2 separate regions of the Homo sapiens genome follow, and region 2 is linked to region 1. Evidence: read pairs that join two places in POLR2A ChIA-PET (ENCODE). Cell type or tissue: HepG2. All regions are shown on one strand. Links, peaks and the distances in the headings refer to the core of each region. The heading gives the core; the rest is flanking DNA.

Region 1 (12,180 bases), core at 2,579-6,578:
TGGCAGACCCTGCCCACGCCCCATTCGCCAGCCCTCCACGTCCTCCCAGGCTGGCTCTGGAGCTGTGAGGGGAGGTGTAGGTGTGTGGGTGACTGCTCTGTGCTGCGCCTTCTCATGGCTGACTCAGGCCTGGGGCATCTGGGCATTGTAGGGGTGCAGTGGTATGTGCCCACCCCTCTCCCATTATCCTTTAGCTTTAGGCCAAGAGCGTTGCTCAGGGCAGCTTCTGCCCAGGGTGGGTGGGACTGAGCAGGATGGATTTTCTTTTGATAAAAGAGTCGATGCCTGAAAGAGAAACCATTTCCTTGATTGTGTAAGGAACTTGCTGGACGCACATTAGAGAATAAAGCTCCTGTTTCTAGGCTCCTATGTGCCACCTGTGTCCCTGCTACTGCCACTCCACCCCCACTCTGGGGAGGGGAAGCCCTCCCTGGGGAAGTGGAATGCAAGGGACAGAGTTTGTGGAGTGCCACCTGTGGTCTGTCACCTCCAACGTCGCACAGTGGGTGCTGGCCCAACAGTGAAACATGGAAGATCCAGGAGGCCTTCGCATGGCCATTTCTCCAGGGACCTGCAGGGAAAGCGTTCTGGGAACAGCATGTGCAAGGGTCCAGAGGAGCGAGGGCTTGGGGCCACTGAGGCGCTGTGGCTGGTGAAGAGCAGTGGGGCGGGAGGGACCATCAGGGTGACAGCAAAGGGCCCTGTGACTCTCAGATGAAAGCTGCCTGCCGGGAGGCCGAGGCTTCGTGTGGAGCACTTGTGAACCATCCCATCTGTTGTGCGGATCCTGGATTTTACAGGGCAGGGGCAGCACTGGTGGCGATGGAGGGAGGTGGGAGGACTGCCGACGGCAGGACACGGGGTGGGAATGGTTTGACGGAGGGAGAAGGTGCAGTGTTTCTGGCTTGCTCATTTGTTGGTGGGTCAGGGTCTCCCAATGGCAGCCGACAACAGGGAATATGGCTCTGAGGCTCAGGGGAGTGCCGGGTGCGCAGCATCAGTGGTCAGCAGGAACACCTGGGGCTCACATCACCTCCTGGACTGGCTTGACACATGCCCCATGGACTAAGTTGGCCGACAGAAGAGATTGGCTGCATCTAAAACTGAAAATATATCTGAAATATGCAAAGAATTCCTGCAAACCAGCAAAGGACAGCAGCCCCAACAGAAGAGGCAGAGGCCGTGAACAGGGGAAGAAGGAGGCCCAACCGTAACAGGAGTAGCGAGAGGTGCTCAGACCCCTTGGTAATTAGAGAAACGTAAGCCCACATGAGACGCCACCTTACACTGGGTAGCCTGGTGCTGAGTGGGAGATCAGGAGCCCCCAGGGCCCCGAGAACCAATCCAGGTGGGTATGAGCATGCTCTCCACCCTGCTGTCTGGGGACGGGTAGCGAGTGTGGAGAAACCAACTCAAAACGTTTTCCTCCGCTCTCACTGTGCACAACAGTCAACCCAGAAGACTTCTGTGACCACGCGAGGGATTTGTCACGGGACAGCTGCTGGGTGCCCACCAATTCAATTCAATTCAACCTAACTGCTGCCTGCCAGGAGGTAGCTTCAGAAACCCCAAGTTGAGGGCTCAGTCCCACGAGACCACCCCTAACTTCCCACCAGTCTGAGGTCTGGGCCTGCAGAACTTGACACACTGTCTTCAACTTGGGGTTCCCACGACTCCTCTTTTAGGTTCAATTAATTTGCTAGAGTGGTTCACAAGTCAGGGAAACATTTACTTATATTTAGCAGGTTTTAATAATTTTGTTGTTGTTGAGACAGCGTCTCACTCTCAGTGTGCAAGGGCGTGATCTCGGCTCACTGCAACCTCCGCCTCCTGGGCTCAAGCGATTCTCATGCCCCAGCCTCCCAAATAGCTGGGATTATAGGTGCCTGCCACTATGCCTGGCTAATTTTTGTATTTTTAGTAGAGACGGGGTTTCACCATGTTGGCCAGGCTGGTCTTGAACTCCTGACCTCAAGTGATCTGCCTGCCTTGGCCTCCCAAAGTGCTGGGATTACAGGCATGAGCCACCAAGCCCAGCCTAAATTTTTTATTTTTTTATTTTTTAAGGGTTGGGCATTGATGGAGTTCCCAGTGATGAATAAGAGCTGAATGGGCCCAGGGCCTCAGCCCCACCCTACTGGCTTACTAAAAAGGCTATTACGGAGAATTCAGATGAAGAGATGCACGGGGCGAGGTGTGGGGGAAGGGGCACAGAGCTTGTGTGCCCTCCCCGGGGTGTCACCCTCCAGGAACCCCCACATGGTCGGCTATTCAGAAGCTCCCCAAACCCTGGCCTTTTGGGTTTTTATGGAGGTCTCATTATGCAGGCATGATTGAATAAACCACTGGCCACTGGTTATCAACTGAACCTTCAGCCCTGCCCCTCCCTGGAGGTGTGGCGGGGGGTGGAGACCGAAAGTCCCAGTCCTCTAGTCCTGTCTTGGTCTTTCCATAACCAAGCTACCTAGATGCTGCCAGCCACCTCATTAGCACACAAAAAGACATCAGTGTGGAGTTTCTGAGGATTTTAAAGTTGTTTGCTAGGAAAGGGGTCAAAGACCAAATACACATGTTTTTTTTAATGAGACAGGGTCTCACACTGTTGCCCAGGCTGGAGTGCAGTGGCGCAATCACGGCTCACTGCAGCCTCCATTTCCCTAGGCTCGGGATCCTCCCACCTCGGAATCCTGAGTAGCTGTGTCCACAGGCACGCACCACCATGCCCAGCAAATATTTGTATTTTTGCAGAGACAAGGTTTTGCCATGTTGCACAGGCTGGTTATGAAGTCCTGGGCTCAAGCGATCCTCCCACCTTGGCCTTCCAAAGTGCTGGGATTACAGGTGTGAGCCACCTTGCCTGGAACCAGATATATACTTCACAGTATCACAGGTAGCTAAAGTAAAAAAAATGGCCAGAAAGTGTTGTGTGCACCCAGGACAAAATTCTGGAGGAGCTGAACAGGAAACACAGAGAGGTGCCCTGCCCCAAGCCTATGTACCCACCCCACCCAGGCAGCATGTGATTCTTCTTTGGAGTCCCCCATCAGTAGCCTGGGTGTTCCCTGCACAGGGGGGCTACATCCATGATCAACTGGCAAGGAGCAGGCAGGCCCCCAGCACCCCATGTCTGAGGCCCAGCCAGACATCTCCCACCCACAAGGAGGCTCAGGAGGCTGGGCAGGGACGCAGCACCTCCTGGGGATTTAACCCAGCCGGGGCTTGCAGGCAAGAGGGGAGTGAAGGAATGACACTCTGTCCTCACCCAGGGCCGTCCTGCTGGATGGAGTCACAGGGACGGCAGGGGCCTCTCCAGAGCTGCCTGTGGGCACAGAAGCAAGCCTGGGGGTGCCCCACCAGCCTGAGCCCATCACGCCCCCCTTGAATATCCTTGGGGTTGAGCACTCTGACAACGGAGCCACCTGGAGAGGTCCCTTCCAGGGAATGGCTTCGCCAGGGCACAGAGTAAGGGCGTGTGGCATAAGCAGGGCCTCCCGAGGGGCCTGCAGCCCGCAGGCTGAACTGTGGCGATCACGCCGAGTGGGGTCGAGGACTCCAGCCCCTCCCCACCATAAAAATGAACTGGCCATTGTAATTGTAAACCAACATTTTCGCGGCTCTGATGTGTAACAGCATAAGGCAAAAGCACTGGGCGTGCCACACTACCCAGCCCCCAACCCAGCAAGGCTTCATGGAGGCCCTGGCACTACCTGCGGGTGGGGGGCAGCATGGATCCAGGGTGGAGGTCAGCCCGCAATCCATGCCATTGAATGAGGCAAGAACTCGAGTGGAGACGTAACACTCCAGCTCACAGTGGCATCCGAATGCCTTCCACACGGTGCTGCCCGTGTCCCCATCCCCACCCCCACCCAAAAAACTTCCTGCACCTGCCAAAGGAGACTGAGACAGACACCTGCCTGGGGCAGGGTTCAAAACAGATATAGCTGGTTTATTTTGGAAACAAGTCTCATCCAGAAATGTTATTTACTGCATTTAAAAACCATGGAAGGCGATTTGCATGGTTCCTCCCCACGCCCTCACTCCCACCAAGTACAGCTTTACCACCCAAGGTCCTTTCAGGACCCCAGGCCTGGCGGCTGTAGGAGAGAGCAGTGAATCCTAAGGGCAAGAGAATGGCGTCCACTTGCCAGAGTTTCTCAGAGCAGAGCCAGCTGCTCCTCCAGACAGGCCGGTGAGGCTACTCGACACCCTCACAAAGGGGAAACCCTGAAGGAAGTACTTCAGGGGGTGCCTGCCCGATGCGGGAGGTTTTGGGCTAGCCCTCCCCAGATCCCCGGCCTGAGGGGCCTCCTCCAGCTGCAGAAGTCAAGCTGCCAAACTGCCAAAGTACTCCTGCAGCTCCAGCAGGGCCCGGAAGCGATGGGAGACAGCGTTCTTCTCCGCCTTAGGCATCTCTGCGTACCTGAGGGGTGACAGTAGCAGCTCAGGGAGCCCAGATTCAGGAAGGAAGTGCACCCCCTCCCAACCCTACCTCATCTCATCCCTGGAGACCAAAGCTCACAGACCCCAAGGAAAGGGGAGTGGGGCCCAGCAGCTCCTGGCAGCCAGTGAATTTTTAAAAATCGGATAAAGTTTTCAATTCCCCTGTAGGCAGAAACCCCCATGAATGAGCATGGAGGGGTATTAAACTTGCTCTAGTGTGCCCAAAAGTCATTAAGGGAAGCTGGGGACAGGGGGGGATGAGCTGCATGTTTGATCAGCTTTGTCATCTGTTGACAGGAAGCAGTGGGGCCTGACAGAGCAAACACAGCAGTCTCCTCTCATGCGCTGAGGGCGGGGGAGCACTTGAACAGCTGGCCAGGGGCCCGACCTCCATGCCAGCACCGCAGTGAGGTGAGAATCCCATACCCCGCCCGTGGCCTGCAGACTGCTCTGTGCAAGACGGCGGCCAGTAGCCACTAGCCAGGTGTGGCTATTTAAATGAATTAACGCTGAACAGAAATATTCCGTTTCTGGGTCTCACCACACGCAAGTGCTCCACAGCCCCATATGGCTAGTGGCTGGTTCCACAATGTCCTCACCCCTGCTGGGGCTATTGTGGGGCCTCACACTGCGCTCCCTAAGGGCCCCTCCAGCTTGGAAAGCCTGATTCCAACAATGGCCCGTGCCTTGTGTGAACAAGGGGCGATTTGTGCGAACTACAGAGAACAACTGGTACTTGGAGGGCATAAAATAGTGCCCACCAGAGGCTGCAAAAGCCTGGACATTTTCCCAACCTAGATGGGGGTCAGAAAATGATGCCATAAAACTGTCAGATGTGGCCAGGCGCGGTGGCTCACGCCTGTAATCCCAGCACTTTGGGAGGCCGAGGTGGGCGGATCACCTGAGGTCAGTTTGAGACCAGCCTGGCCAACATGGTGAAACCCCGTCTCTAACAAAAATAACAAAAATTAGCTGAGCACGGTGGTGCGTGCCTGTAATCTCAGCTGAGACAGGAGAATTGCTTGAACCTGGGAGGCAGAGGGTGCAGTGAGTTGAGATCACGCCGTTGCACTCCAGCCTGGGCAACAAGAGTGAAACTCCATCTCAAAAAAAAAAAAAAAAAAGTCAGATGTACAGCTTACAAGCCAAGGCCAGAAAGGCGAAACCACTGGCTACACAGCTGATGTGGGGTGACCTGGAGCCTTAGAGCCCAGGACTCTCAGTGCCATCTGGCTGCCTCCCCAACCATGGACTGGGCCACCCAGATTCCTAGTGTCCACCCCAGCAGAGCTGCCTGTGGCTGGAACAGCACCCTGGGAGCCTCCCCTGCCCATATCCGCATGCCTGCACTTGGGCGGGGCACTGGCCCAACCCAAACCATGGCTGTACCAACCCCACACCCCAGGGAAGAAAAGCAGGGCTCCTTACGTCTGCTCATATCCATCAGGCTGAAAGCAGGGGTCCCAGCCAAAGTCCTGGCAGCCTCTGGGTGCCACGATCCGGCCCTGCCACAGGAAAGGGGGGACAGGTGTGTAACTGGGTCCAGAGGACAAGCACGAGGAGGGCAGTGGCCAGTATGAGTTTGGTGAGTCTGTGAATTTGATTTGACCCAACTTACGCAAAATGTAGTTGCAAGGCCCCTACAGCACCTGCAAATGTTTGCTGAATACAATAAAAAGCAGAGCGGGGCAGCTCTTCCCTCACACACAGGGAGGAGGCATGGACCCACAGGACCACCAGCACCTCCGGGGCCACGCGCCCTCGCCAGCCACACCCGGGACAAATTGGGACATCACTGAAGAACAATGAGGCTACTTTGAAAGATAGACAGAAAGAAAGATAGACAGAAAACGTTTTCTCCTAATAGGAAGCTAAGTACCCTGAACTCCGTGGACAAGCCAGATGCCGGCTACTATGACAGCGTTCCTGAAAATACAAGGAAGACTTTAACAATAAGATGAAACACCGCAACAGGAAGCAGGTACCCAACTCCCCACTTCATGAACACATTAGTGAGTACAATACGTACTGGCTGTAGTAGGGAAATTCCACAGTGAAAATGTTAGAAAAAGAACAAATTGTAATCCAGTGACATGAAATGTCATGTTGTTATCAAAGTAAAAAAAAAAAAGAAAGAAAAGAAAAAGAAAATCTGGCCAGGCGCGGTGGCTCATGCCTGTAATCCCAGGACTTTGGGAGGCTGAGGTGGGAAGATCACTTGAGCCCAGGAAATTGAGACCAGCCTGAGCCACGTGGCAAAGGCGAAACCCCATCTCTACAAAAAATACAAAAATTAGCCTAGCCTGGTGGTGTAAGCCTGTAGTCCCAGCTACCTGGTGGGAAGACTGCTTGAGCCCAAGAGGTCGAGGCTGCAGTGAGCTGTGATCCAGTCCGGGCGACAGACAGAGACAAACACTCCAAACAAACAAACAAACACTCCAAAAAACAAACAAAAAAACCCAAAAGATTCTAACTGAAAAAAATACAAGGGACCAGGTGTGGTAGCTCACGCCTGTAATCTCAGCGCTTGGGGAGGCCGAGGAGGGAGGATGGTTTAAACCCAGGAGTTCGAGACCAGTCTGGGCAACACAGTCAGACTCTATCTCTACCAATTTTTTTTTTTTTTTTAATTAGCCAGATGTGGTAGCTCACACCTGAGGTCCTAGCTACTCGGAAGGCTGAGGTGGGAGGATGACTTGAGCCTGAGAGATCAAGGCTGCTATGAACGGTAGTCATGCCACTACACTCCAGCCTGGGTGACAAAGCAAGACCCTGTCTCAAAAACATTTTTTTTTACTCTTTAAAAAATACAACGGAGGTGGTACATGATTGGGATTAGTCACATAGATGCCAAGTAATTTAGACCCAAAGGCAAATTCTGCTTCTGCCGTGAGGAGCTGCGTGACTAAGGCCAGTTACTGAACCTCAACCACGCAACAAATGTTTTTTGCTCACGCCTATAATCCCAGCTACTCGGCAGGCTGAGGCAGGAGAATTGCTTGAACCCAGGAGATGGAGGTTGCACTTTGGGAGAATGAGGCCAGCGGATCACTTAAGGTCGGGAGTTCAAGACCAGCCTGGGCAACATAGTGAAACCCTGTCTCTACCAAAAATACAAAAATTAGCCGGGTGTGGTGGTGCACGCCTGTAGTCCCAGTTACTCTCCAGGGTGGGAGATCACCTGAGCCTGGGAGGTGGAGGCTGTCGTGAGCAGTGATAGGCAGTAGGGGGTGTTGAATACATCTCACGGAAGGAATAAGTTTGGGCAAATAATTAAGGTTTGTTTTTTTTTTTTTTTTTTTGAGACTGGGTCTCACTCCGTCACTCCATGGCTGGAGTGCAGGAGTGCGATCATAGCTCACTGTCCCGTCAAACTCCGAGGCTCAGGTGATCCTCCCACCTCAGCCTCCCAAGTAGCTAGGACTACAGGTGTGCACCACCATGTCCGGCTATTTATTTATTTTTGAGACAGGGTCTGGCTATGTTACCCAGGCTGGTCTCAAACTCCTGGCCTCAAGCAATCCTCCTGCCTTTGCTTCACAAAGTGCTGGGATTACATGTGTGAGCCTCTGTGCTCAGCCTCTTTTTTTTTTTTTTTTGGAGACGGAGTCTCACTCTTGTTGCCCAGGCTGGAGTGCAGTGGCGAGATCTCAGCTCACTGCAACCTCCGCCTCCTGGGTTCAAGTGATTCTCCTGCCTCAGCCTCCCCAGTAGCTGGGATTACAGGTGCCTGCCACCATGCCCAGATATTTTTTGTATTTTTAGTTGAGACGGGGTTTTGCTGTGTTATCCAGGCTGTTCTTGAACTCCTGACCTCAGGTGATCCGCCCGCCTCAGCCTCCCAAAGTGCTGGGATTACAGATGTGAGCCATCACGCCCGGCCTCATTTTAAAATTTTTTGCAAAGATGGGGTCTTGTTATGGTGTCCAGGCTGATCTTGAACACCTGGGCTCAAGAAAGCCTCCCGCTGGGGCCTCGCAAAGTGCTAGGATTACAGGTGTAAATCACCAAACCTGGCCAAGAATTAACATTCTATGCTTGAACCCTGGAGGCGGAGGTTGCAGTGAGCCGAGACGACACCACTGCACTCCAGCCTGGGCAACACAGCAAGACTTTGTCTCAAAAAAAAAAAAAAAAAAAAAAAAAAAAGAATTAAGATTCTATTATACATAAACATGAAAAGCTGGAAAGGCTGAGAGATAGTCAAGCACCTTGGCAGTTGAATAAGGAAATCTGAGGTTAGAGAAGTCTGGGCTATAGATGTAGCTTTGATCCAAGTGTGGTTTCTCACTAACAAAAAATAAATAAATAAATAAAATAAACAGAAAAAAATAGCTTTGGGAATTGTCACCTTCAGTTTGCACTTCTGGGTCTATCAGGCCTCAGGAGCTGTTAGCCAACTGTTTCCCTGAAACAACAGCCTCAGGGGTCAAACAGGTTTCAGAATTGACAACACTTCCATTGTCCTGCCCAGGGGCACCCCTCAGCAAGGCGTAGGCAACTACTCTGGCCCCAGGGAACCCTTTCCACCACCCTCCTAGGATCCACAGCACTTCTACCTATGCTGCGCAGGGGAGCCTCTCAGCAAGGCACAGATATCTCTGGCCCCAAGGCGCCCCTCCCACCACCCTCCCGCAGACTCGGGGCGGTCGGCTCGGGTCGCGGCACCCCCTGGCGGCGCGCGGCGGGAACTGCATCAAGGTGGGTACGCACCGAGGTCCGGCCCCTGAACAGGCGCACGGGCTGGCTTGGGTCCCCGGTGCTGAGTGCAAACGTGCAGAGCGCATAGGCTGACTTGTCCTCGAACCCGGCCAGGAGCTGGTGGAGACCTGCGGGTGGGCAGTGAGGGCTCAGTGCATCCCTAATGGCCAACTCCCACCCCCACTCCCAAGACGCCCACTAAGGGTGGGGAGGGAGGAATTCCCTAAAAGGGGAAATTAGGTCTCAATTGGGGTAGCGGGGGCGGCAGAGCCCAAGGCAGTGGGACTAGGCTTGAAATGGAAGTCTCTGGGCATTCTCGCTTCCCTCTGGCACAGGCTGACGATACAAGGCTTTATTTAAAGTCAGAAAACTAGCCAATGCAGTGTGGACCTTGTTTGATTTCCTGATTCAAAACTAACCAACTGTAGGCCGGGCGTGGTGGCTCATGCCAGTAATCCCAGCACTTTGGGAGGCCGGGTCGGGCAGATTATGAGGTCAGGAGATCGAGACCATCCTGGCTAACACGGTGAAACCCCGTCTCTACTAAAAATACAAAAAAATTAGCCGGGCGTGGTGGCTGATGCCTGTAGCTCCAGCTGCTCGGGAGGCTGAGGCAGGAGAATGGTGTGAACAAGGGAGGCGGAGCTTGCAGTGAGCCGAGATCGGGCCACTGCACTCCAGCCTGGGCGACAGAGCGAGACTCCATCTCAGGAAAGAAAAAACAAAAACAAAAAAAAACCCACAAAAACTAACCAACTGTAATAGGCACTTTTTCTACAACCAAGGAAATCCAAAAAATGATTATGTAGTATTTTAAAATGATTATAGTTTACTTGTTTAACAGTTTTTAAATTTTTCACCTTTTAGAAATACAGTGGCTGCACTCGGTGGCTCATACCTGTAATCCCAACACTTTGGGAGGCCAAGGCGGGTGGGTTGCTTGAGCTCAGGAGTTTGATATCAGCCCCAGCAACATAGCAAGACCTCACCTCTACAAAAAACACAAAAATTAGCTAGGCATGGTGGCTTACACCTGTAGTCCCAGCTCCTCAGGAGGCTAAGGTGGGAGGATGGCTTGAGCCCTGATGGTGGGCAGTGAGCCGAGATTGAGCCACTGCACTCCAGCCTGGGCAACACAGGGAGACCCTTGTCTCCAAAAAAAATTAAAACAAATAAAAATAAAAATAAATACAAGCTGAAGAACTTACTGATGATATGATGTCTGTGATTTGCCTTAAAATACTGGACTGAGGAAAAATAAGGGGGGTTACAGATGTCACAAAATAGGCCTCGTGCTGATAACCCTGGAAGCTGGTTGATGGCAACTGAGGTTCATTATTCTACTATGCTTTTTTTAATTGACAAATAATAACTGTATATATTTATGCCCATTATCCTATTATGATATTCTACTATGCAGGTTTGAAATGCTCTATAATGTAAAGTGTTTTTAAAAGCACATAAGGATGGGTGCGGTAACTCATGCCTGTAATCTCAGCATTTTGGAAGGCCGAGGTGGGTGGATCACCTGAGGTTAGGAATTCGAGATCAGCATGGCCAACGTGGTGAAACCCTGTCTCTACTAAAAATACAAAAATTAGCTAGGCGTGGTGGTGGGCACCTGTAATCCCAGCTACTTGGGAGGCTGAGGCAGGAGAATCACTTGAACTCAGGAGGCAGAGGTTGCAGTGAGCCAAGATCACACCACTGCACTCTAGCCTGGGCGATGGAGTGAGGTTCTGTCTCAAAAAAATAAAATAGGCTGGGAGTGGTGGCTCATGCCCGTAATCCCAGCACTTTGGGAGGCCGAGGTGGGACCACCTGAGGTCAGGTGTTTGAAACTAGCCTGGCCAACATGGCGAAACTCCGTGTCTACTAAAAATACAAAAATTAAGCCGGGCTCAGTGGATCACGCCTGTAAACCCAGCACTTTGGGAGGCTGCGATGGGTGGATCGCCTGAGGTCAGGAGTTCGAGACCAGCCTGGCCAATATAGTGAAACCCCTCTACAAAAAATACAAAAAATTAGCTGGTCATGGTGGCAGGTGCCTGTAATCCCAGCTACTAGGGAGGCTGAGGCAGGAGAATCACTTGAACCCGGGAGGCGGAGGTTGTAGTGAGCCGAGATCGTGCCATTGCGCTCCAGCCTGGGCAACAAGAGTGAAACTTGTCACAAAAAAAAAAAAAAGGCCAGGCATGGTAACTCACACCTGTAATCCCAGCACTTTGGGAGGCCGAGGCAGGCAGATCACGAGGTCAGAAGATTGAGACCATCCTGGCCTACATGGTGAAATCCCAACGCTACTAAAAATACAAAAATTAGCTGGGCATGGTGGCACGTGCCTGTAGTCCCAGCTACTCAGGAGGCTGAGGCAGGAGAATCGCTTGAATCCGGGAAGTGGAGGTTGGAGTGAGCCGAGATCATGCCACTGCACTCCAGCCTGGGCGACAGAGCAAGACTTTGTCTCAAAAAAAAAAAAAAAAAAAACTTAGCCAGCGTGCTGGCGCATGCCTGTAATCCCAGTTGCTTGGGAGGCTGAGGCAGGAGGATCGCTTGAACCAGGGAGGCAGAGGTTGCAGTGAGCCGAGATTGACGCACTGCACCCCAGCCTGGGCGACAGTGAGACTCCATCTCAAAAATATAAATAAGTAAACAAATAGGCTGGGTGTTGTGACTCACATCTGTAATCCCAGCACTCTGGGAGGCCAAGGTAGGCGGATCACTTGAGGTCAGGTGTTCGAGACTGGCCTGGCCAACATGGTGAAACCCCCTCTCTACTAAAAATACAAAAATTAGCAGGGCGTGGTGGTGGGCGCCTGTAATCCCAGCTACTTGGAAGGCTAAGGCAGGAGAATCGCTTGAACCCAAGAGGCAGAGGTTGCAGTGAGTCGAGATCACACCGGTGTACTCCAGCCTGGGCAACAGAGTGAGACCCTGTCTCTAAATAAATAAAAGCACATAAAGAGGGGACATTTTGGCTTGCAACTGTGGGTGACAGGATATGCACTGCTGGGGTCCAGGAGGGGCAGTCCTCCAACT
Region 2 (16,236 bases), core at 12,237-16,236, 100 kb after region 1:
CATGCAGACCTGGTGAAATCTGAAAATCGGTGAATCATTACCAGTATCAGTAGGCTGGTTATGAAGTTCTAGTATAGCTATGCAAGATGTTACAGCCAGGCACGGTGGCTCACACTTGTAATCCCAACACTTTGGGAGGCTGAGGTGGGTGGATCACCTGAGGTCAGGAGTTCAAGACCAGCCTGGCCAACATGTTGAAACCCCGTCTCTACTAAAAATACAAAAAATAGCCAGGCATGGTGGCGGGCACCTGTAATCTCAGCTACTCAAGGAGAATCACTTGAACCCAGGAGGCGGAGGTTGCAGTGAGCCTGAAAGAGTATGTGGGATCTCTCTGTATTGTTTTTTAACAACTACACATGAGTCTACAATTATCTTTAAAAGTTTAATTAGATCTTTTAAAAAGAAACAATTTCTGGTTGGGTGTGGTGGCTCACGCCTGTAATCCCAGCACTTTGGGAGGCCGAGGCAGGTGGATCACTTGAGGTCAGAAGTTCGAGACCATCCTGGCTACCATGGTGAAACCCTGTCTCTACTGAAAATGCGAAAATTAGCCAGGCATGGGTCATGCCTGTAGTCCTACCTACTTGGGAGGCTGAGGCACAAAAATTGCTTGAACCCGGGAGGTGAAGGCTGCAGTGAGTCGAGATTGCCCCACTGCACTCCAGCCCGGGCATCAGAGTGAGACACTGTCTCAGAAAAACAGGGACTGGGTGCAGTAGCTCACGCCTGTAAACCCAGCACTTTGGGAGGCCAAGGTGAGTGGATCACGAGGTAAGGAGATTGAGATAATCCTGGCTAACACAGTGAAACCCCGTCTCTACTAAAAATACAAAAAATTAGCTGGGCATGGTGCCAGGCGCCTATAGTCCCAGCTACTCGGGAGGCTGAGGCAGGAGAATGGCGTGAACCTGGGAGGTGGAGCTTGCAGTGAGCTGAGATCATGCCACTGCACTCCAGCCTGGGCAACAGAACAAGACTCCATCTCAAAATAATAGTAATATTAAGGCCGGGCACAGTGGCTCACGCCTGTAATCCCAGCACTTTGGGAGGCTGAGGTGGGTGGATCGCTTGAGGTCAGGAGTTCGAGACCACTCTGGCCAACGTGGGGAAATCCCATTTCTACTAAAAATGCAAAAAATTAGCCGAGTGTGATGGCGCATGCCTGTAATCCCAGCTACTCGGGAGGCTGAGGTGGGAGAATTGCTTGAACCTGGGAGGTGGAGGTTTCATTAAGCCGAGATTGTGCCACTGCACTCCAGCCTAGGTGACAGAGAGAGACTCTGTCTCAAAAAAAATAAAAAATAAAAATAAACAATCTCTTAGAAAGTAGCTTTGAAATCCTTGTGAGATGCTCAGTAATACATTATACATAGTTCATTTTCCTCCTTTTGAAGAATGCCCCTCCCTCAAAAAAAAAAAAAGAATAAAAAGAGAAAAACTAAAGGAAGAAAATGCCGAAGGAAAAATGGGATTACCAGTTTATTCCTAAGTAGTTAGTACCTTGGTACTCATCTTTGATGTCTTCAGGAAGCCATTTGCCAGGAGCCCCTCATGTAGTACAGAAAAGATAGTGGGGAACACATCAGCCAGAGAAAAGGGAAATTGACCTCTTGAAGGGTGAATTGCCTCTAAGTGGTTCAGAATTGCTGTTGTCATCTAGGAGGTTAATAGCAGACTTTTCATTAGTGTCATTTCTCTCTCTGATCCACCCACCTCAGCCTCCCAAAGTGTTGGGATTAAAGGTGTGAGCCACCGTGCCTGGCTGTAACATCTTGCATAGCTATACTAGAACTTCATAACCAGCCTACTGATACTGATAATGATTCACCGATGACTTACTTCTGACCAGTAGCTTTCAACTTTTTTTTTTTTAACTACAACCTTTAGTAAGAAATAACTTTTACATCAAAACCCCAAATGAATAATTGCGTGTGTTTGTGTGTTCACATATATATGTAACTGAAACAAAACTTTCACAAAACAGTGCTCACCCTTGTATGTGGTGCATGCTGACATTTTCTATTCTACTTAATTTTTAAAAATACTAGTTATGGCTCGGTAATTTAAGTTCTTAATTCTCAACCTGCAGTTTGGGAAACACTACCTCAGCCTACTAAGTGAAGTAGTCTAAACTTTTTGGCATGACGTTCAAGGCCTTCCTCATCCGGCTCCGTTTGCCTTCCCAGCTGTGGCTCCTACTCCACCTCCATAGCTAAGTGGCATGTTCAGCATCTCCTGAACCAGCCTCACACTTCCCTCCTCTGTGCCTTGACACTTCCTGATCCCTTTCCCCAGGGCTCCTTCTCTTTTGTTCATGTTCTCACCTCTTGGCTCCTGTAGTCTACAGTCTGTGGTAGCATTAATATGGAGTGTCTGTCCCTCTTCAGAGTTGTCCATGAGATCAGGCATGTGTCCTAGTCACCCTAAGTTCACATGTTTACTCCTGTGAATTTTCCCCTGAGTTGACCAATGTTTTGGTCAAAACTTTTGACCAACGTTTTTTTAAAAAAATTTTTTTTATCAAGTCACAATAAGAAATGCATTTTATATTAGATGATATACATGCATTTGTTAAATATATTTGTACAAAACTGAAACAATTTCATGACATATCCATACTATTTGCACCTTCATATTTTGTATTCTCTTCTAATTATTTCTTTTCTTTAACCCATTACTTGATTCCAAAAACCACAAATTGAAAAACATTGATCTAGGTTATCTTTCCTTACTGTGTCATCCGCAGAATGCTCTGTTACCTTTATATTATGTATATAAATTTTTTTTTTTTTTGAGACGGAGTTTCGCTCTTGTTGCCCAGGCTGGAGTGCAGTGGCACGGTGTCGGCCAAGTGCAACCTCCACCTCCCGGGTTCAAGTGATTGTGATTCTCCTGCCTCAGCCTCCCGAGTAGCTGGGATTACAGGCGCCCGCCACCATGCCTGGCTAATTTTTGTATTTTTAGTGGAGATGGGGTTTCACCATATTGGCCAGGCTGGTCTTGAACTCTTGACCTCAGATGATCCGCCTGTCTGGCCTCCCAGAGTGCTGGAATTACAGGCATGAGCCACCACGCCTGGCCTTTTTTTTTTTTTTTTTTTTCAGATGGGGTCTCACTCTGTTACCCAGGCTGGAGTGCAATGGTGCGAACTTAGCTCACTGCAACCTCCACCTCCCGGGTTCAAGCATATATTCTATTATATAATCACTGTTAGAAAGAAGTCTTTATTGTCTCATGACTCACAGAGAAGGCCGTTCATTTCATTTCTTATTTTTCCCACAAGAAGATTTGTAGAGAATGTTTATTGCAGCATTTTTTTCATAGTAAAAAATTTTAAACAACATAAGTAATAGGGCAGTGGAGAAACTGTTTTAGTCATACAATTAAATATGAGGAAGTTAAAATGAATACACCAAATGTAAACATTTCAATATGGAAAACCTTAATATAATGCTTAATGGAAAAGCAAGTTGCAAGATGATACACATAATATATTATCATTAAGGTATATTAAAATACATGACTACTATATGTAGTTTATATATATATATGCATACCTATACTGATTTGAATGACAGACAACATTAGATAAAGCTTACCTTAGCCGGGCAAGGTGGCTCACACCTGTAATCTCAGCACTTTGGGAGGCCAAGGTGGGTGGATTGCCTGAGCCCAGGAGTTTGAGAAGAGCCTGGGCAACATGGTGAAACCCCATCTCTACCCAAAAAACCCCCAAAAATTAGCCGGATGTGGTGGTGCGCGCCTGTAGTCCCAGATACTCGGGAGGCAGAGGTAGGAGAATACCCATCACCAGAGCCCTGGAAGTTGAGGTTGCAGTGAGCCGAGATTGCACCACTGCTTTCCAACCTGGGCATGGGAGTGAGAGCCTGTTTCCCCCCCCCAAAAAAAATAAGAAAAAAAAAGAGCTTACCCCTTGGCAAAAAGAGAGAGGAAATAGGATAGGTGCTGGGTTTTGTTTTTATCTTTTAAATATTGCTTTTAACACTGAAATCAGAAGCAAACATAGCAAAATGTTAACATTTGCTAAATCTAGGTGGTAGGTACAAGAGTGTCTACTATTTTATATTCTTTTTTTTTTCTTATAAACTGTATTGCCATCTTACAATGCCATTATTATCTGTCTCCAAGCTACTTCTCTGAAAGCAGGGCACATTAGCCACAATCTGAGGTTTTAGATTAAGTTATACTCAAGCCTTGTCTTTCTTGTACTTAGATGCCACATCTGGAGAAAGTGGCTATGCTTTGTAAGTACTGGACAGTGTTTGCAGTGAGTTCAAGTTACATGGCCATTTCCTCAGCAGGACTAGGGAGGCCGTCTTTCTGGGCTAGGCTGTTTGCATTTTCATATGTTGAGCCATTATTTTTTTTCTGTTAAGGCAGAAGGCATCTGACCTTAAAAGTCCAGGGTATTGGAACAAGATAGATGATGAGATTATACCTATTAAAGACTTTGATAGCAACCAGGTTCTTACGGAATCCTACTGTTTGGACATCACTGTTTCCCACAGAAACATATCATTTGTAAGATATTTTTAAAAAAGATCTGCCATTCTCCTGTGACAACACACTCATTCGTTTCAATTTGCATATTTCAATTTGATCTTCAGTCCTGAGTTGTTTTCAATCACTTTTTCCCCCAATCATTCTTTATTATTATTAATTATTTAATTTTTTTTTTTGTAGAGACTGGGTCTCGCTATGTTGCCCAGGCTAGCCTTGAACTTCTGACCTCAAGCAATCCCCCTGCCTTGGCCTCCCAAAGTGCTGGAATTTATAGGTGTACACAACCCCACCCAGCCATTTCTTTTTTTTTTTTTTTTGAGACAGTCCCACTCTGTCACCCAGACTGGAGTGCAGTGGCGCTATCTTGGCTCACTGCAACCTCCGTCTCCAGGGTTCCAGCAGTTCTCCTGCTTCACTCTCCCAAGTAGCTGGGATTACAGGCACCTGCCACCACACCCGGGTAATTTTTTGTATTTTTAGTAGAGACGGGATTTCGCCATGTTAGCCAGACTGGTCTCGAACTCCTGACCTCAAGTGATCTGCCCGCCTCAGCCACCCAAAGTGCTGGGATTACAGGCATGACCAATCACGCCTCGTTTCACCCAGCCATTTCTTTGTTATTATTATTATTAATACACCTTATAATTTAGAGCAGTTTAGATTTACCTAAAAATTGAGTATTATTAATGCTATTAACATCTTAGTGCGGTACATTTCTTATAACTAATGAGCCAATATTGATTAATTATTATTAAGTTTATAATTTAAGGTTCATTCTTTGTGCTGTATAATTCTTTGTGTTTTGTTTTTGTTCTGTTTTGTTTTGAGACAGGGTCTCACTCTGTTGTCCAGGCTGGAGTGCAGTGGCGTGATCTCGGCTTACTGCAGCCTCTGCCTCCTGGGCTCAAGTGATTCTCCTGCCTCAGCCTTCAGAGTAGCTGGGATTACAGGCATGCGCAACCATGCCCAGCTAATTTTTGTATTTTTAGTAGCATCGGGTTTTCACCATGTTGGCAAGGCTGGTCTCGAACTCCTGGCCTCAACTGATCCTCACGCCTTGGCCTCCCAAAGTGCTGGGATTACAGATGTGAACCACCACGCCCAGTTTTTTTTTTTTTTTTTTTTTTGAGACAGTGTCTCACTCTATTGCCCAGGCTGGAGTGCAGTGGCTCGATCTCGGCTCAGTGCAACCTCTGCTTCCCAGGTTCAAGCGATTCTCCTGCCTCAGCCTCCCCAGTAGCTGGGATTACAGGTGCCCGCCACCTTGCCCGGCTAATTTTTTATCTTTAATAGAGATGGGGTTTCATCATGTTGACCAGGCTGATCTCGAACTCCTGACCTCAAGTGCTTTGCCCGCCTTTGCCTCCCAAAGTGCTGGGATTATAGGCGTGAGCCACCACGCCCAGCCTGTGTTGTATAATTCTATAGGTTTTGAATTACAGGTTTTGAATATATAGGTTTTGAAATGTATAATGTCATGTATCTACCATTACAGTGTAATACAGAATAGTTTCACTGCCATTTCATTTTTATCTCTATACTCCAGTGCCTAGCACAGGGCTTGCAAATGTTCCATGAATGTGCAATAATATCCCATCTAAAATTAAATATGAGCAAAATAAATTCAGTAGTACAGTACATTTAAAGAACAATATGCTACAACCAAATAGAATCTCTCCTGGGAATAAAAAGGATGGTTTAAAATTAGAAAAAAGTGTTAATGTATCCCATTAGTCTGTCAGATAAGATAAATAATAAAAGACAATATATAGAGAAAAATCAGAATTCAGAGCATATTCCTGACTTCAAAAAATATGAAAATTAGAATGCTTTATTAACATAAAGATGATATTTCAATCTAACAATCAACATTATGTTCAAAGAGGCATTTTCTTTTTTTTTTTTTGAGATGGAGTCTCACTCTGTTGCCCAGGCTGGAATGCAGTGGCATGATCTCGGCTCACTGCAACCTCTGCTTCCTAGGTTCAAGCGATTCTTCTGCTTCAGCCTCCCGAGTAACTGGGGCTACAGGCTCACGCCACCATGCCTGGATAATTTTTGTATTTTCATAGAGATAGGGTTTCACCATATTGCCCAGGCTGGTCTTGAACTCCTGACCTTATGATCTGCCCGCCTCGGCCTCCCAAAGTGCTGGGATTACAGGTGTGAGCCACTGCGCCTGGCCCAAAGAGGCATTTTCTAATGGGCACAAACGAGGATGGCAACTGTCTTACTGTTTTGTGTAATTCCGGAAGTTCTGGCTAATGCAGTAAATGAGAGACAGAAATAAGAGTTACCATTTTGAGAAAGGAATTCTCATTATTGAGATAATAGGATTGTAAAAAAAAAAAAAGCAAAAACAACTGAAAATGTGTTAAAATCAATAAGAGTTCAATAAGACAGCTGAACATATAGTAAAGATACCAAAGTGAAAAGCTTTCCTATATAGGAATGACCAGTTAGAAAAATTAATGGGTTAAGAAGAACCTTTCATAAATAGCAACCTTAACTAGAAACATGTAGGACCCCTTGAGTAAAAAAGTGAAAATTGTACTAAAGGAAAAAATAATGACAAAAATCTACTTAAGATTTTGATCTTAAGGTAGTAGTAAAAAGTTGCAAACAAGTTGGGTTTGGTGACCCATACCTGTAGTTCCAGGACTTGGGGCACTCAGGCAGGAGGATTGCTTGAGCTCACGAATTTGAGGCTGTGGTGCACTGTAATGGCACCTGTGAATAGCCACTACACTCCAGCCTGGGCAACATAGTGAGACCCTGTCTTTAAAAAAAAAAAAAAAAAAGGCATAAACAACCTAAATGTCTCCCAAAAGGAGAATTATTTATGCCCCCCACCCTCTTTGTTTGTTTATTTATTTATTTATTTATTTATTTATTTATTTATTTATTTTTGGAGACAGGGTCTCACTCTGTCACCCAGTCTGGATGGAGTACAGTGGTGTGATCATAGCTCACTGTAGCCTCAAACTCCTGGGGTCAAGCCATACTCCTGAGTAGCTGGGACTACGGACACATGCCACCATGCCCAGCTAATATTTTTAAAATTTTTTGTAGAGATGGCATCTCACTTTGTTGCCCAGGCTGGTCTCAAATTTCTGGCCTCAAGCAATCCTCCTGCCTTGGTCTCCCAGAGTACTGGGATCACAGGCGTGAGCCCCTATGCCCAGCATATTTATACCCCACTTTGTTCCAAAATTATTTTAAGCTACCTTACATATTATGCTCTATTATATAAAAATAAATAATTCAGGTAGGGAGAAATTTGAGGGATGGGCCACAGATTTTATTCGGAGCTTTCTAACAGCCAGAGTCAAGAAGGAATGTGATCCATATTCATACCATAAAATATTGAATTGCTTGCGATAAACAACTCTTCTAGTACTGAGACCAAAGAGAAAATTTTCTTATGGGTCTCCAAGAGAGGATACCATATAGAACAGACAATGATCATTTTGTCCACTAAACAAAACAGTAACTGACTTTAAAGAGCTGTTTCTTATTGAAGTTCCTTGTCACACAGTGCCAATGAGTAGCTTGGTGAAGAGTATTTGCAGGGGGTGGTGAGGGTGGTGATGGTTGTGGCTGGGATGAACATGAGGATAGGCCGGTGCACTGGTCTGAGGGTCAGCTCAATGGAGTGGTATATTTTAGAGATTAAAATTATGGTTATCACCTGATATGTCCTGCTACTCTGGTGTCCTATGAATCGTCACAAGTCGGCCACTGAATTTTTATCAATGTGTTACATTTATTTTTGCAACTGGTGAGGATCAAAACTGCTAAGAAATCTGTCAGATAGTGGTGTGGGATAAGATCTGCAGCAGCCACGAGGAGTGCCAGACAAGAGGCAAGAGAAGCTACTTGGACCAGCACCAAGGAGCATGTAACGGGGCTGGACTGAACACTCTTCTGTAAATGTTCCCTCAACTTATATTTTGATGAGTGCTGTGGAGAGCAGGTAGTCTGTGTCTGGTCAGGGTTAGGTCCATATGCTTTTGTAGTTGACTGGGGTAGTTGACAGCCCCTGACGCGGGTGGAGAAGCCTCATGAGCTGAGATGCTTGAACAGAAGGCTGACTCGCTTCCACACAGAGGTGGGAAGAAGTAGCTAAGGGTATACCAAGATTTTCCTTAATTTCAGGTCTGATCTAACACATATTGGAAAGGGCAGTCAAGGTTTCCACATTTCTATATCATAGAGCATAATAACCACATTTAAGTCTAGAAGAACTCTTATTTTATTTTACTTTATTTTTTGAGACAGGGTCTCACTGTCACTCAGGCTGGAGTACAATAGCACAGTCATAGCTCACTGTAACCTTGCACTCCTGGCTTCAAGTGATCCTCTTGCCTCCGCCTCCCAAGTAGCTGGGACTAGAGGTGTGTGCTACCACACCTAACTAATCTTTTTATTTTTTTGTAGAGACGGGGTCTTGCTGTGTTGCCCGGGCTGATCTCGAACTCCTGGGCTCAAGTGATCCTCTCACCTTAACCTCCTAAAGTGTTCGGATTATAGGTGTGAGCCACTCCGCCCGGCTTTGTTTTTTCTTGGCTTTCTGTCAGGGCCAAGAGGGGAAGAGGGAACTGCCTGGAGCAGTGAAAAGAAAACCCTCTCAAGTCCCAGGGCCCCAACCTCAGCCATCTGCCTGGGGCCAGCACCGTTCTGCATATGTCTGTCTCTAGTGTCATCATCTATGTCAGTAGCATATTGTCTGCTTTCCTTTGGCATCCTAGGCTTGCTTTTCCAAGGAGGAATGTTTTATTTCATTGGCTTGGCTATATATTTATTTTAATGGTTCTATATTCAATTAAAGTGAATGGCTTAATTTTACATTTAAAACAAACCGACAGGAAGCTACTATGCTAGTTGGGCAGGGAAGCTGGGGGAAATGCTGCTCTAAATGAGTTCTGGTGTCCTGGCCAAAAAGAGGTAACTATAGGGCTTCTGAGGATATTTGTAGACACAATGCATCAGATACTTCATTTGTTTTTACTTATCGTGGAGAACACGAAAGGTATCAGAAGCCTGGAGACATTGTTAATATAATCTTTCAGAAAAGGAATTGTAGAAACTTTAGTCCATGTGGATGCCAGGCCAGATTCTAAAATTCTCTGGCAAAGCAAAGGTGTATGTGCCTCAAAGTGGGAAGCACTAGGAGTTTCAACACAGGCTCACAAAGAACAGGAGGCTTTAGGCCAGGGGCTTTCTACCCCATGAGATTCATGTTTCTTCTATCATGATGAACTTAAAGCCAAATAGTATAACCTACTTATGTACACACGCTAATGTGTGTAGGTCCACACACACATACACACCCTCCCCCCACCAACACACAGAATGCCCTAACAGTACTTTAAAGGAAAAAATTTTAGGTATGATAATAAAATTTATTCTCGTGTATAAATGTTTGGGTGTGACCATACTAGAAGGCATAAAGAAGTATTCAGAAGCTTTTACCATCACGCAGGAGCGCATGTGGAATGCAGACTGCTACAAATGCAGACTGACCGAGGTGGAGAGCTTTGCTCTCGGTGATGTGATTTTCAGAAATGGTGGGCATCTCTTGGTAAAGGTCTGAACAAAACAATATATGACCTTCCTCTGGCTTACATGGAAGTTCCCCTCCTAGAAAATTTAGCATATATGAAAACCATGTTTAAAAATACTTTGTGTTAATATGTAAAACTGAGTTAGGGGCTAAGCTGAGATAATAGACATTTACAAGGCCCATGACAGATCTTCACTGTGCAGCAACTATCCACTCAGATGTTGCAGGACGCTTAGTATGCCTGGCTCCTGCAAGTGGCTCCTACTGATTTTGACAGCAAAAGGGGCCCAGAGGGTGACCCTATCCCTGTCGGGCTAACAATTTTACATGGCCACGACTGTCAGGGAGAAAAGCATAAATGGCTGGCTGGCCTCACCAAGGAGTTGAGTTCCACTGGAGAGGTCTGCCACTGCGAGGGGTGTTTTCAGTGGCTTCCCTCCTTCTCCACAGAGTTACCAGAAGCCATTGGAATTGGCCATTAAAATGACTACTTGCATTAGATGTCCTTTTTTTTTTTTTTTTTTTTTTTTTTGAGACGGAGTTTTGCTCTTGTCGCCCAGGCTGGAGTGCAGTAGCGCAATCTCGGCTCACTGCAAACTCCACCTCCCGGGTTCAAGTGATTCTCCTGCCTTGGCCTCCCGAGTAGCTGGGATTACAGGTGCCTGCCACCATGCCCAACTGCTTTTTGTATTTTTAGTAGAGATGGAGTTTCACCATGTTGGCCAGGCTGCTCTTGAACTCCTGACCTCAGGTGATCTGCCTGCCTCTGTCTCCCAAAGTGCTGGGATTACAGGTATGAGCCACCGTGCCAGGCCTAGATGTCATTTTAAGGTGCTTTCCAACCCTAATATTTTCTTTCTTTCTTTTCCTTCCTTTCTTCCCTCCCTCCCTCTCTCTCTTCCCTCCTTCTCTGTCTTCTCTCCCTCCCTCCCTTCCTCCTTCACTCCCTCCCTCCCTCTCTTTCTCTGTCTTTTTCTTTCTTTCTGTCCCTGCCCAACTTACTTCCTTCTGTCCTTCCTTTCTTTTTTTTTTCTTTTTCTTTTCTTTTTTTTTTTTTAGTATTTATTGATCATTCTTGGGTGTTTCTCGGAGAGGGGGATGTGGCAGGGTCATAGGATAATAGTGGAGAGAAGGTCAGCAGATAAACACGTGAACAAAGGTCTTTGGTTTTCCTAGGCAGAGGTCCCTGCGGCCTTCCGCAGTGTTTGTGTCCCTGGGTACTTGAGATTAGGGAGTGGTGATGACTCTTAACGAGCATGCTGCCTTCAAGCATCTGTTTGACAAAGCACATCTTGCACCGCCCTTAATCCATTTAACCCTGAGTTGACACAGCACATGATTCAGAGAGCACGGGGTTGGGGGTAAGGTTATAGATTAACAGCATCCCAAGGCAGAAGAATTTTTCTTAGTACAGAACAAAATGGAGTCTCCTATGTCTACTTTCTACACAGACACAGTAACAATCTGATCTCTCTTTCTTTTCCCCACATTTCCCTTTTCTTTTCGACAAAACCGCCATTGTCATCATGGCCCGTTCTTGATGTTCGCTGTCTCTTCGGAGCTATTGGGTACACCTGCAGAAAGGCTGTCACTTCACACTTGGAAGATTGCACAGCGGCCAGGCAGAGGCACTCCTCACTTCCCAGACGGGGCGGCTGGGCAGAGGCGCTCCTCACTTCCCAGACGGGGTGGCGGCCAGGCAGAGGCGCTCCTCACATCCCAAACGGGGCAGCCGGGCAGAGGCGCTCCTCACTTCCCAGACGGGGTGGCGGCTGGGCAGAGGCGCTCCTCACCTCCCAGACGGGGTGGCCGGGCAGAGGCGCTCCTCACCTCCCAGATGATGGGCGGCCAGGCAGAGGCACTCCTCACTTCCCAGACGGGGCGGCTGCCGGGCAGAGGCGCTCCTCACTTCTCAGACGGGGTGGCCGGGCAGAGGCACTCCTCACCTCCCAGACGATGGGCGGCCGGGCAGAGGCGCTCCTCACCTCCCAGACGATGGGCGGCCGGGCAGAGGTGCTCCTCACCTCCCAGACGATGGGTGGCCGGGCAGAGGCACTCCTCACTTCTCAGATGATGGGCGGCCGGGCAGAGGTACTCCTCACTTCTCAGACGGGGCGGCCGGGCAGAGGCGCTCCTCACTTCCCAGATGATGGGCGGCCGGGCAGAGGCGCTCCTCACCTCCCAGACGGGGCAGCTGGGCAGAGGCGCTCCTCACCTCCCAGACGGGGCAGCCGGGCAGAGGCGCTCCTCACTTCCCAGATGATGGGCGGCTGGGCAGAGGCGCTCCTCACCTCCCAGACGGGGCAGCCGGGCAGAGGCACTCCTCACTTCCCAGATGGGGTGGCTGCCAGGCAGAGGCACTCCTCACTTCTCAGATGGTGCAGCCGGGCAGTGGCGCTCCTCACTTCCCAGATGGGGTGGCTGCCAGGCAGAGGCGCTCCTCACCTCCAGACGGGGCGGCCGGGCAGAGGCACTCCCCACTTCCCAGATGGGGCGGCCAGGCAGAGATGCTCCTCACTTACCAGATGGGGTGGCTGCCAGGCAGAGGTGCTCCTCACTTCTCAGACGGGGCGGCCGGGCAGAGGCGCTCCTCAGTTCCCAGACGGGGTGGCCGGGCAGCAGCGCTCCTCGCTTCCCAGATGATGGGTGGCCAGGCAGAGGCACTCCTCACCTCCCAGACGGGGCGGCTGGGCAGAGGCGCTCCTCACTTCTCAGAAGGGGCAGCCAGGCAGAGGCGCTCCTCACTTCCTAGATGGGGCAGCCAGGCAGAGACGCTCCTCACATCCCAGACGGGGTGGCGGCTGGGCAGAGGCGCTCCTCACCTCCCAGACAGGGCGGCCGGGCAGAGACGCTCCTCACATCCCAGACAGGGTGGCGGCCGGGCAGAGGCACTCCTCACCTCCCAGACAGGGCGGCCGGGCAGAGGTGCTCCTCACATCCCAGATGGGGCAGCTGGGCAGAGGCTCTCCTCACATCCCAGACAATGGGTGGCCAGGCAGAGAGGCTCCTCACTTCCTAGATGGGGTGGCGGCCGGGCAGAGGCTGTAATCTTAGCACTTTGGGAGGTCAAGGCAGGCGGCTGGGAGGTGGAGGTTGTAGCGAGCCGAGATCACGCCACTGCACTCCAGCCTGGGCAACATTGAGCATTGAGTGAACGAGACTCCGTCTGCAATCCCAGCACCTCGGGAGGCCAAGGCGGGCAGATCACTCAAGGCAGGCACTCGGCAGGCCGAGGCAGGAGAATCACGGGAGCCCGAGGCAGGGAGGTTGCAGCGAGCTGAGATCACGGCAGTACAGTCCAGCCTCGGCAACAGAGGGAGACCGAAGAAAGGGGAGAGGGGAGAGGGGAGAGGCTTTTCTTTTTTCCTTTGAGACAGGGTCTCACTCTGTCACCTAGGCTGGAATGCAGTGGTGTGATCATAGCTCACTGCAGCCTTGAACTCCTGAGCTCAAGTGATCCACCTCAGCCTCCCAAATAGTTGTGACTACAGGTGCATATCAGACATAGCAAGATCCCTACAACGTTTTGTTGTAGAGATGGGGTCTCTACAACAAGACCAGCTATGTTTCCCAGGCTGGTCTTGAACTTCTGGGCTCAAGCAGTCCTACCACCTCAGCCTCCCAAATTGTTGGGATTACAGGCATGAGCCACCACACCTGGCCTCTAATAAATTTTCTATGTCTCAATAATGATGTTTTTGACTCATTGTTTTCATTTTAATAAGAAAACATAATTGCATTGACAAGTATTAAATGACAAGGATGCTTACCACCACTATAATTATTTTTTATGACCCTTTCCATTCCGAACACTCTGTCCTTTCTCTGAGCTCAGATACTTTTGCCACTCCCTTCCTGTGGCAACCCCCAGCACAGCTGATGGGCCTTGCCTCCATTGGGTCTTTGGAACAGCTGTTGGCCAGAGAACTGGCAGTCTTTGCCAACCTGTTGAGCCTGCCATAGAAGTCTTCTCTATAATTTTTCAGTGACTAATTTTTCCCCAACATCATGTATAGGATATAAGGAAAGTCAGTGTGGACCGTGAGAGTGTGTGTGTTCAAGTTTTTGTTGCCATCCTGTTTGATTCTCTTAAGAATCAACTTCTGAAAGTTTAGAATTGAATTTTACATTTTCTAATACATAGTTTTATTTCTTATTTAAGGCTGCTTCTGATGCTTGGAAGATATCCTCTCAGCCACAAAGATGGTAATAAATCTTTGCCTCCCACAGTTCAGACCAAGAATTCACTGCAACAAGGTAAACAAAACAAATATATACACATAAATATATGCTATGTTTGTCATGTGTTTCATCATTTCCTGCCTTGTGTGTGTGGATTTGATTCAGGCTTACTGCACTTTTGCTCTTGTTACTTTAGATTCCATCAGATGGTATTTAGGTAAGCATGGGGCAGGCTCACCTCTAGAATCACACAGCGCCATGGTGAGGTGAGCTGTGACTCATTTTGTGCAGGGTCCTCTTCACTGTGCTCTTTGTTCTTTGATGATCAATCTCCAGTCTCGTCAAAGTCATAGCAAAGGTAGAAATACTTTCTCTCCCCTGCACTTCTCTCCCCAGATACTGTTTTGAAGGGAGTTTTGGTTGGATTGGGCAGGATTTTGTTGCTTGCTTTTTTTTTTGGCAGGGAAAAGGGATATGGGGTCTTGCTATGTTGCCCAGGCCTATCTAACTCCTGGGCTAATGGGATCCTCCTGCCTCAGCCTCCTGAGTAGCTGGGACTACAGGTGTGTACCAACATGCCCAGCTCAGTTGCTCATATTTTTAAGGTTGGGCAATACTTGGGGGCCCCGATCTGGGACAATTGCCCTTGGCCTTTGATCTGATCTTGGGTGCCCTGATCTGGGACAATTCAGTTTAATAGAGGAAATTTTAAAACGAGGAACCTCAGGCTTAAGAGTTTTCTTACAAGTGACAAGTTGTCTTCATTTGGATCATTGTATCTTGTGTTTTTTATTAAATCTAGATATCAGCTGATGGTTACGAAGTAGAAAATCTCATCTCTGAAGATCTCACAAAGAGAAGTCATGGTTTCAGGACAGAGTATTTCATTAAGCCACCAGTCTATGTGACAGTTTCATTTCCCTTTAATGTGGAAATCTGTAGGATCAACATAGACCTCACAGCTGGGGGAGGTCAGAACGTCACTGGCCTGGAAATGTACACATCTGCCTCATCTAGCAGAGTGTCTTGGAATACGCCCCAGTGCCGGACCCTGGGCCCAGCTGAGCCATCTGTCCCAGACAAGGAGGCGTTCACCTTGGTAGGCAAAGTCTTACTGAAAAACCAGAGCCAAGTGGTGTTTAGCCACAGGGGCTTCAAGGCCAGGCCCCCTTTTGGCGCGATGGAAGCCACACTCCCCTCCCCTGCTGTTGTGGCCCAGGAGCTCTGGAATAAAGGGGCTCTTTCCCTTAGCCACGTGGCCCACTTAAGGATCTGTATCACCCATGTGACAGGCGGCGGTATCCCTTGTATCAAGCGGTTGGAAGTGTGGGGTCAGCCGGCCAAGACCTGCTCCCAGGAAGTGATAGACAGCATCCTGCTGGTCACCTCAGAGAACCTGCCTCAGGATGTGGCTCTGCAGGCTCCAGCCTTGCCCATGGAAAGTGACTGTGACCCTGGGGACCAGCCTGAGAGCCAGCAGGCTCCCTCCAGCCTGCAGAAGCTGGCCGAGATCATTCAGGATGTGCCTGAGGAGTTCCTGGATCCCATCACCCTGGAGATCATGCCTTGTCCCATGCTGCTGCCCTCAGGCAAGGTCATCGACCAGAGCACACTGGAGAAGTGTAACCGCAGTGAAGCCACATGGGGCCGAGTGCCCAGTGACCCTTTCACGGGGGTAGCTTTTACTCCGCACTCTCAGCCCCTGCCTCACCCCTCCCTCAAGGCCCGGATTGACCATTTCCTGCTCCAGCACTCCATCCCTGGCTGCCACCTGCTTGGGAGAGCACAGACGGCATTGGCAGTGATCCCTTCTTCCATTGTTCTGCCCTCTCAGAAAAGGAAGATAGAGCAGGCTGAACATGTCCCAGACAGTAACTTTGGTGTAAATGCTTCCTGTTTTTCTGCCACAAGCCCTTTGGTCTTACCCACTACCTCAGAGCACACTGCTAAGAAAATGAAAG

Evidence for each region. ChIA-PET counts read pairs that join two places held together with the same protein. Peaks named below come from ENCODE experiments on the same cell type or tissue, not always from the same donor. Only the 100,000 strongest peaks of a DNase experiment are listed, where the experiment ranks them.
Region 2: POLR2A ChIA-PET joins it to region 1 with 7 read pairs; 9 of 35 experiments call an interaction of 5 or more read pairs at or near these places.

Annotation. Positions count from the first base shown.
Region 1 is chr20:3,215,606-3,227,785 of GRCh38, reverse strand. It overlaps ITPA (inosine triphosphatase), which reads right to left. Exons shown (of 8, transcript NM_033453.4): 6 at 9,154-9,269; 7 at 5,869-5,945; 8 at 3,926-4,420. The coding sequence ends at 4,324. It overlaps SLC4A11 (solute carrier family 4 member 11), which reads left to right. Exons shown (of 20, transcript NM_001174089.2): 20 at 1-364. Among named protein-coding and RNA genes, the nearest start is that of ITPA, 12 kb to the right of the region's middle. RefSeq lists a silencer at 8,915-9,184. In HepG2, for the core only: no CTCF peak of the experiment used is centred there; DNase peaks (open chromatin) are centred at 2,595 and 4,765.
Region 2 is chr20:3,121,426-3,137,661 of GRCh38, reverse strand. UBOX5 (U-box domain containing 5) reads left to right here. Exons shown (of 5, transcript NM_014948.4): 2 at 14,256-14,350; 3 at 15,078-16,236. The coding sequence starts at 14,297. It overlaps UBOX5-AS1 (UBOX5 antisense RNA 1), which reads right to left. Exons shown (of 7, transcript NR_038395.1): 6 at 1,504-1,659. Among named protein-coding and RNA genes, the nearest start is that of UBOX5-AS1, 23 kb to the right of the region's middle. In HepG2, for the core only: no CTCF peak of the experiment used is centred there; a DNase peak (open chromatin) is centred at 14,501.